2 separate regions of the Homo sapiens genome follow, and region 1 is linked to region 2. The links are chromatin loops, found by intact Hi-C in ENCODE. Cell type or tissue: CD4-positive, alpha-beta T cell. All regions are shown on one strand.

Region 1 (5,000 bases), 650 kb before region 2:
TCATCTGATTTAGGACTGCTTATTTCTTAAACTTCTTCAGCTCACTCTGAATGAAAATGTTTTCAGAAGCACTTCCAAGTGTAAGACCAATTATGCACATCACGGGAAATTGATTTGCCTGTGTTCCTCCATCCCCCCACCCTCTTCCTACCCCTTCACTCAGTGTTGGATTTCATATCCCTTCACCACCACTTTTGGCTACAGGATGGGGGAGAAGACTTCCAGGCTTTCAGGCTGACCTTGGAGAAGTTACTGTCTCCCTGGGACACATAACAGACATTGACACAACAAGTGAAGGCCAAGCAGAGAATGACCTTGCTACTTTTTGTGTCCACTTGGCCTGGCTTTCAACCACTGGAATAGGAAAAAGCAGCCCCAGCAGGACCTGTGGGTCACAAAACCATGCTGGTTCTTCCTGGTGGTACCTTAGGACACTTTGTTGACAGAAAATTCATAAATGGTTTGTCTAATGTCTTTACCAAGTATCGAGAATAAGCTACAAATCAGACATTATTGTGATCTCTTGTTTCTCATTATTAAATAAAGAAACTACAATTTTAATATATCTTGTTGAAAAGAACCATTTAAGCTAAATATGAATATGGCTTTTATCTAGGATTAATGAACTGAATATTTTAAACTGTCCAATTAGGAAAATGTTTGCCTTTGAGGCACTAAAATAAAAGATTCAGGTTCCCCTGACCGCTACTCTCAGATCAACACCCCAGTGAAAGAAAACGCTATGTAGGTATATACACATTAATTTTTCTTTCTACTGAAATATGTGTTTATCATACATGTATTCATCAGCTTTCATGAATGCTGTCAGATGTGGAAAATTAGCTTTTGCATTTACTAACTCCTCCATGGGAAAGAGGTCCCTCATGTGTTTAACAAAAAGGAGCTTTATTGTTTATGAGATTGAAAAATAAATGTTGCCATGGCTTTACAATCTGGTGATTGGTAATCAGTTTTCATAAATGACCATGAATCACTTCTGTGCTGGCCGGGCTTTGTTTGGAATATGAGATGGCTGTTCTGTCTTACAAGTAAGGAATTATTAATGTACCCTCCCTGGAGGGTTTCAATTTCACTCGTACAAATAGCTGTATATCTACCAAGTGTATGTTCAGTGTGCCTATCTATGAAATTTAAAATTATATGCTTTGTGTAAAACAGAATATATAATAGACTCTGAAATTGAATAAAACTTATTGGACTCATTTTTTATCCTTTGTGACATTTTTCTAGTAAAAGAGTTCAGACAAAAGGCACTGCCACCAAGGAGCCAGGAATGCAAAGTCCTGTCCAATTTAAATAATCACTCCTTTCTGTCATGTTTTACAAAGAGATGTATTCAAACATGCTCTTTGGGCATTTCTATATTCTGTTCTTGGTTTTCACAAATATGAGCAGGCAAAGATCCCCTTTACTCCTTTTGTATGTTTTTGCCACTTTAAAAAAAGTATAATCTTGGCGATTGTCTCATTATAAAAATGAGAGGGCATTCTTCTGAGATAAATAGGACAGAGGCCTGGCTCACATGGATTTTAATTTAGTTCCAAATTTCACATCCCTCTTCTTCTCAACAAATAAGGTAAGAAATAAAGTCCGAGATAATAAGGAGTTCATGGCGAATCCAATCATGCCACCCACCTTTCTAAAATCCTTCAGTGGGATCTGGCACGGTGGCTCACGCCTGTAATCCCAGCACTTTGGGAGGCCAAAGTAGGAGGATCTCTGGAGGCCAGAAGTTCAAGGACCAGCTAGGCCAACATGGCGAAACCCATCTCTACTAAAAATACAAAAATTAGCCAGGCATGGTGGGGCATGCTGGCAATCCCAGCTACGTGAGTGGCTAAGGCATGAGAATCTCTTGAATCCAGGTGGCAGGGGTTTCAGTGAGCCAAGACTGCACCACCGCACTCCAGCCTGGGCCACAGACTGACACTCTGTCTCAAAAAGAAAAAAAAAAGTCCTTCATTGGTTACCTATATCCATATGGCTCAAACTTGTTAGCATGGCCTACAAGGCCTTTCCATGATCCACCCCTTGAAAAACCTTCCAACTTTCTGTCTCCCACTCCCCTTTACTGATACCTCTCTAGGCATGTGAACTCCTTTCATTCTGGGAATGCAGCTCTCTTGCTCTCTCTCTCCCCTACCCCCAACCCCATCCCACCCTCCCTCTTTCCCTTTCCAGTTGGATCCAATGTTGTTGAATGCAACACTACATAAACTCTTTGCTAGTGGTGCTGGCTGGGCCCTGTAGGCGGGAAAATCTTATACCCACACAAGTTCTATGTGTTTATTCCTGTGAAAGGAAACTGCTCACCTCGCAGGATGAGAGGGGTCCAGTGTTATCATCTTGCCACCAGTGGCCACTTTATATTTTCAAGGAATGGTGCAATTTGAGTGTTCAGCACTGGCCTCTGTTGCTGGCAGGCTGGACATTGGTGGTGGGAGTAAATAGATTAGCCTTGGTAACTCAGAATCCGTGTTGCTGAACCCAGGTGTAGCATTCACCTCTGCCATAATGGCCATTCTGTTCATGTATCCCTCAAGCCAGCACTGAAGTAACTGATGACAGAGGCTGGCTGCCATCATCCAGCTGAGTCATTTTGCCTATTTGGTTTTTTAGTGCCTCTTCTTTTGGTGATCTCTGGTGGGTACAACATGTGCTATAAAAATCTTCACACTTCATGACAATTCGCATTTGTCCATGCACATGTTATCAACCCAGACTTCGTTATTGATCTTCCAGTCTGTTTCTATTTGCTGCTGCCTGTGAGGCCATATGTATTAAACCTTTTCTTTTTTCATACAAAATAGATGGCCAAGTGTATTATCCAAAGCTCTTACAATTAAGAGAATTTTCTCCCACTGCTGTTTTTCAAGGATACCTCCAGGCTGTAATAAGGTGGCTGTCCATTTTTGGTTTTTACCCATGTAACAGGTTGACCCATTGGTCAGCAAGATCAGCCTTTTTCCTCTTTCCTCAACTGCTTGCATGAGATCCCACACACAGTCCTAGGCATGAGCCAAGGGATAATCACTAATGCAATAGTAGTGGATGCCACAGGGATCTGGGCTACCTGCTCAGGTACTTGCTTGTGTCCTCTGGTCCTGTTCATGCCCAACCCGGGATGCACCACTTCCATCTTGCAATGGATTGTTGTGGGTCTACCCAACCTACGACTTGGAAAGTCTGACAGGACTCAGCTGATGACGGAGAGTTTCAGCCACATGGTCACCTGTTGCCCCATTGTCAGGCATTCTGTCACTATCAGGGCTCAGCAGTATACTAGGAGCTGATTTTTGTTCTTTTTTAAACCAAAACCAAAAAACACACAAACAAAAAACCATGATTCTCCATTGCAGGTAGCATGCCTTTACTCTAGAACCTCATGGGCCTGCTTTGGGATTCCATCACTAGAGCTTGTCACAACCCCTAGGTGGCATCTCTTGCCACCACCGATGCCTCCAACACCACAGAGTCTACTGGATCATATGGCTGAAGTGGTAGGACTGCAGAAACTTTGCCTGTTCTGGGCCTTCTTAAAGCTAGCAGGCTTTTGTGTTACTTATGTATGGGCCAAAGCAATATCTCTATGATGTGTAGAATACACTACCAATGGAACTGAAAAGTCCTACCAGCACTGTTGTGCTCCCTTCTTCAAGACAGAAGGTGCAGGATGCAACAATTTCTCTTTTCCTTTCAGAGGGATGTTGTGTCATGCTTCTGACCACTGGGTTCCTAAAAATTTTATGAATATAATAGGTTCCTGAATATTTGCAGAATTCCTCTTCTGCTCCCCATGAGTCTTACCATAGCTTTCAGTATGCCACCTACCTCTTCTTCTTCCAGCCCGGTCAACATGATGTCATTGATGTAATGGATAAATGTGATGTTCTGCAAGATGTCCAGAAGTCTTAGATCTGTGTCATCCATTATGGTAGCCCCTAACCTCACGTGGCTGTTGAGCATATAAAATGTGACTAGTGCAACTGAGAAACTGAATATTTAATTTGAACTAATTTTAGTGAAGTTAAATTTAAAGACTGAAACCGGCTGGGCTCAGTGGCTCAGGCCTGTAATCCCAGCACTTTGGGAGGCCGACGGGGCGGATCACAAGGTCGGAGATCAAGACCATCCTGGCTAACATGGTGAAACCCCATCTCTACTAAAAATACAAAAAAATTAGCCAGGTTTGGCAGCCTGCGCCTGTAGTCCCAGCTGGTGGGGAGGCTGAGGCAGGAGAATGGCGTGAACCTGGGAGGCGGAGCTTGCAGTGAGCCGAGATCACACCACTGCACTCTAGCCTGGGTGACAGAACAAGACTCCGTCTCAAAAAAAAAAAAAAGACTGAAACAGTGTAAAATTTTTTTGTTACACATAACTTCACCTTTTGTGTAAGATTACATGGCATGTTAACCATTTCATGGAATAATATTACTATATATAAAGCACTTATGAGGGGCATGCATTATTTCTAGTATTATACATAAACACATCACCAATTGAGCAGATGTCAACAAATTCACTACAATTTTTTTCCAGGTATAAGCGTAATATTGCGTTTTTAAAAATATTTTTTGTAATCAGTAAATATCCCAATAATACCAATATAAAATGTAATTGATAATTAAATTAAAATGTTTATTATTGTTTTTATTATAATGTAACTAAACCATTTTTCCAGATTAAAGAAATGAATATGGGTAATTTTTTAACATGAAAATGAAGGCATATTATTGATGCAGATTTGAAAGAAAATGCAAAAGCTGCTACTACAACTGGAAAGGTAAAGAAAAAAAAAAAGCCTGGAAGAAAGTATGTCACATGTTTTATGATGCATGGTGACTGCAATTTGTTGCAGCCAAGCAAACCAAAAAAAAAAAAAATGTGGTTTGTTGTGTAACAAGTTTTTCGAGATAACAAAGTAAAAAATGCTGAGACATTTTCAGCCAATATATAATGAATTTGATAAGGTTTCTCCC
Region 2 (5,000 bases):
TGCCTGCCTTTCCTCTCTGGCTTTCTAGAAAATTCTTGGCAAAGAAAGGACCTCTCTAGTCCAGGTGAAGACTATGAAAGTGTTACCCAGGGGACTCTTGCCTGCCACTGCTCGCAACTGGAAGCGGAAAACACTTGCCATGGAAAATAGCCTGTCATACCAGCAGCAGGACCTGCCCATGACCCAGGTCTCCAGGTGCCCTGCCCAGTTGGGACTTCCTCTTAGGTGATGTGGGGATCCTTAGGTCGATTGGCTGGGCAGGAGAGAGCTAGTTTGCACAGCCCGGAGCCCTTGAAGCTGTGCACCACATGCTAACTGCACTAAGAGCCTTGAGAATGAAAACCTTCCTCTGTGTTGCCCCAGCCATCACTGGGGAGCAGATGAGGCCCAGAGGCAGATGTCAGGAGCAGAGATCAGAGAAGGTTGGGAGAAAACTGGGGCCTGAAAGCCCTAACTTTAGTTCTTCATCCATCTGATCACCCCCAAACCCCAGACCTCCAGACTCCAGCTGAGTCCTCCTCAGAGAGAGAAGGTGAGATTGCCTCCAACGGAGGGAGGAGGGGAAAGCAGCCTGCTTGGGGCGATGTTTGACAACTGGGATGAAGAGGGGCAGTTCCCACATTCCCGCCCCAGACCCTTCCTTGCAGAGCACTTTGCTGCTCTTCCACCCCTTGCAGAAGCTGTTTGTTTTCTCTGAACACCAAGTCCCTGATTCAGTCATAGAATCCAAGGATCTGAAAACAACTTTTGGGGTTATTATTTAAGCCAACTTGCCATGCATGCCTGAATCATAACAAATTGCTTCCTGGGCTGCACTTGCATACCTGCAGAGGTGGGGAACTCCCTATCCAAGGCAGCCTCTGATACCTCTGAATGGGAGGAAGTTCTTTTTTGTTCTTTTTTTTTTTTTTTTTTTTTTTAGGAGACAGGGTCTCCCTCTGTGGCCCAGGCTGCAGTGCAGTGGCAGAATCATGGCTCACGGTAACTCAAATTCCTGGGCTCAAGTGATCCTCCTACCTCAGCCTCCCTAGTAGCTGGGTCTACAAGCACAAGCCACCACACCCAGCTAATTTTTAAAAATATTTTGTAGACACAGGGTCTTGCTGTGTTGCCAAGGGTGGCCTCAAAGCATCCTCTTGAGCCCAGGCTCAGTCTCCCAAAGTTCTGGGATTACGGTTGTGCTTTCCTGTACCCGGTTGTGAGGAAGTCCTCTCTACTACTACTAGGAGAGCCACATCTCTCGAAGGTACCTTTGCTGTGGGGAGTTTGCATGTCATCTGGGAACCTACAACACTAGATTGATACTACTTAGGGAGTTAGTCTTGGATCCCGCCAGCTACAGCCATTTTGAAGCGACTGTCAGGTACGGGAACTTGGGCAAGCCCCAGCTGTAGCCTACTCAGCCTTGCCCAGGGTCTCCTGCCATACCCAGACACCTGGCCCCATGTCTGATGACAAGACAACTAAAAGATCCCTTAGAGGCAACCTACTCTACATTGTCCACATGCAGAAGCCAAGTCCCCAACAAGGGGATGTGATCAGTAGCCTGTCATTTGGCATCATAGCCATCTTCTATCCTGGGTCCCCCTGTGATCAGGGGCCTTTGTTCTCCATTGCAGCCCAGAGGGTCTTGCCTCACCTCTGCTTAGGGCACCCTGTGGGTGCAACATAATGAGGGTCAGCCTTTGCCCTCCCCTCTCCTCTGTTGGGGATGCTGGGTCCCTGCAGCCATGCACTAACTTGGAACATAAAACTGATAATCCTGAGAGTCAAGAGACCTCAATTCAAATCGTGCCTCTAAACTTGGGCTGCAAGTTCCTCACCCTTCCTGGCTTTAGACCCCAGATGTGCAGTGAGGCTGACAATCAAACGTCCACAGGGTTTGCAGTGAAAGACGGGAAGAGTGTGAGATGGGTCCACTGCCTGGGACCCAGCCAGGAGCCTGTCCTCTGTCTGGACCCACCGTAGCCTCTGGGCCTTTTGACTCAGAGCTGGAGAAAGGTTTGGAGGTGAGGAGATAGGGCTCTGGGTTAGGTCTCCCAGGGAAGGCAAGGGACAGAAGTTGATGACAACAGCCTGCAGAGCCATCCACCCTCTCTGGGTCTGGTGATGATGGACTCCTCTCAGTCCAGAAATCTGCTGCAAATGTCTCCCACAGAAAGACCTGGGACAGCAAGGTGGGAAGATTGCAGCGGGCTCTGGCTTAGCCCCATAGGATGCCCAGGGCTGGGCTTCCTGAAGCTAGAGGAATTTCCCAGGCTCAACTGGTGATACCCGGCCCCAGGTTACTCAGAGCAACAGCTCTGGCATCCACACTGGGGTCAGCCACAGCTCTGGCCCCAGGCCGCTGGGCGTGGCCTGCCCCTGTGCCCCAGGCTACCGGGAGGGGGAGGAGAGGCAACAGAGAAGAAGGGAGAAAGGTAGCTTCTTTACCAGAAGCCTTCCAAAAGGGACATCTCAGAGCCCTTGGGTTTGGGACGAATCAGGGAGGGCTGGTGGACACTGCCATCTGCTGGTTACTTGTTGTAACAGCAGTGCAGTGTTGAGGAACTTCCTACTTACTGGGAGAAGACTCAGGAACCAGTGCTCTGGGCCTCTGCAGGTGAACAAGCTCGCATGGGGCTGTAAGGTGTCCTGGGAGATGAGTGACAAGGACCATATGCTTCCATTGACCCAGGAAAAAGACTACAGTATAGGGTCATGATAAAGATCTGGCTTCCAATCCACTTTTGCTGTGTTCGAGCTTTGTGACCCTGATTAAATTAACCTCTGTCATCTTCTGTCTCTTTGTCTTTAAACAGGGACAGGGTTGCCTACTTATAAGGGGTGTGTCAAAGAGTAGATTAAATCAAGTAGGAAAAGTCCTTGCCCCAGTGCTGGCTCAGTTAAAAAAAAAAAAAATGGTGGCGTTTCATGCCATCTGGGTAAGTCCTGGTTTAACCAGTTGGAAGGCCAGCTCATCTAGCTTGTTCATTCAGTCTCCTGGGTGTGGCCACTGTCTTGGAGGCATTTCCCCTCTGTGGACTTGCTCACCATGGATTTCAGTATTCTGAATGTTCTGCAGCTGTGTCTTCAGTAGATTTTCTTGGAGACCTTTGTGGACACATGAGATTTAAAACAAACAAATAAACAAACAAACAAAAAACTACTTTTGGAAAAAAAGCTGCGGACTCTTTGTGCAATAATTTGGAATGCCCAGCCCTCCAGTCTTACTTAGATAGAGCTCAGGGTTTCTGTTCTAGACCCACAATGATTAGAGGAACCAAATTATCTGCCGCCTGGGAAGATAGGGGCTGACAGGAACAGAGTTGGAGGAACTAGAAGATGTGTCCACAGTCTAGGATATGAGACTTGCAGCCACCCCTGAGGATGACAATATTGGGAACAAATGATCCACCAGTTCCTGAAACAGAGTGTTGACCCGGAGGATCACAGGGCTGACCGGATCCTGGTGTCTGGGGATTGGCTGTCTCAGCTCTTCTGGTCCACATAGTAAAGGTGTCTGTGAGATTTGTCTGCAGGAGGCAGTCTCCGAGGCTGCCCCGCAAAGAACGAGGCACTTACAAAACTGGGAACCTGGCCCTAGGCTATGACTCCCCCATGTGCCCTCTCACCCTCATTTCCTAGGTAGCAGATCCATCCTAAATAAGGTGTTAATTTAGGGCAACTAAAACAGAGCCCAGCTAGGTTCTGTCCTCCGAGTCTTCATTCCTGGTTTGAATGAGGAGCTAGAGGACTCTAATCAAAATGCTTGTCCTCATTGCTGGGGACACAAATCTGGAAGTTAGTAAAAACACTGGGTTACAGAATCAACATCTAAAAAGTCATTAGCAAATCACTGCAAAATTGAAAGAATAATGAGATAGCACTTTTTTCCTCTCTAAATCTAGCAAAACTGAAAAATATGAAACCCGTTATTGGCAAAAGGATGGGCAAACGGGCACATCTACATATACCTTTGGCAGGAATATAAGTTCGTAGAGATTTTTCAAGAACATGGATCATGAAATACAGGCTATCTAAATTTAAAAAAAAAAGATTTTTCAAGAAGAGCATCAACATTTTAAAGAAGGAAAGGCTTTGATTCAGCACTTTTACTTTTCCCTTGTAAAAATGTTGTTTCATTTATAGCTATACTTGCACACGTGAAGATAAATATACAAGGTTTAAAATTGAGGTGATAATAAAAAGTGGAATAGATGATACTTAATCTAGTAAGGACAAAATGATAATATACCCTCAGAGTGAATTATGATTCCCCCAGTGTGAGACTGAGTTAGATCCACATGCATGGCTTGGAAATACGCCATGATATATTATACTGAGATACAGGGTGGGCAGAATAGAGAGGTGGGGCAAAGGGCTGATTCTCAGTTGTTCACACCCAAGCCAAAGCCACACGGATAGACATGTTTCTGTCTGCCTGTCACTGCCCTGCCACCCCAGCCCTCAAACCTCCTTGGGACTCTCTCTTTCATCTTTCTGCTTTTACTCACATTTTACATCGTCAAACAATAAATCCTCCTTGGAGATCTTCATTATCAGATATCAAAATAAACCAATTCCCATATAGCACTGGAAGGAGGATTGACAGATCACGGGAACAGAATAGAATCCAGAAACAAATAACAATCTTTGAAAATATGTAGAAAAATAGTGACAATTCCAGTGAGGGAAAAGGATGACTTGTTTAATAAAAGTTACCAGTGAATGACACTAGATGCTTGATTAAGTATTTAGAGGGGGAAATAGACTCTTGTGACATAAACCAAAATTAATTCCTAGTGAATCAAAGAATTTATTAGAGACTGAAACTATTATAAGCGTATTTGGAGAAAATATGTAAATATTTATACAGTCTGGGTAAGGGATACTTTTCTGAGTTCATTGCAGGAACCAGCAAGAATTATGTCCATGGTTGGAGCTTCATAAAAATCTTAAAACATGCTTGTAAGAAAATTCTGAAAACAGAATTGACCTTAACCAAATAATCAAACTTA

Evidence for each region. Peaks named below come from ENCODE experiments on the same cell type or tissue, not always from the same donor. Only the 100,000 strongest peaks of a DNase experiment are listed, where the experiment ranks them.
Region 1: a loop joins it to region 2, with 16 times the contacts of the local background. A loop is called at or near these places in 10 of 110 quality-filtered maps.

What each region holds. Positions count from the first base shown.
Region 1 is chr2:21,310,576-21,315,575 of GRCh38, reverse strand. It overlaps LOC105374318 (a long non-coding RNA gene), which reads right to left and starts at 1,455. Exons shown (of 3, transcript XR_939801.3): 1 at 1-1,455. In CD4-positive, alpha-beta T cell, no CTCF peak of the experiment used is centred here; no DNase peak of the experiment used is centred here.
Region 2 is chr2:20,659,170-20,664,169 of GRCh38, reverse strand. No RefSeq gene overlaps it. Among named protein-coding and RNA genes, the nearest start is that of GDF7, 5.5 kb to the left of the region's middle. In CD4-positive, alpha-beta T cell, CTCF peaks have their summits at 2,309 and 2,508 (motif pointing left); a DNase peak (open chromatin) is centred at 2,499; H3K27me3 peaks cover 2,397 bases.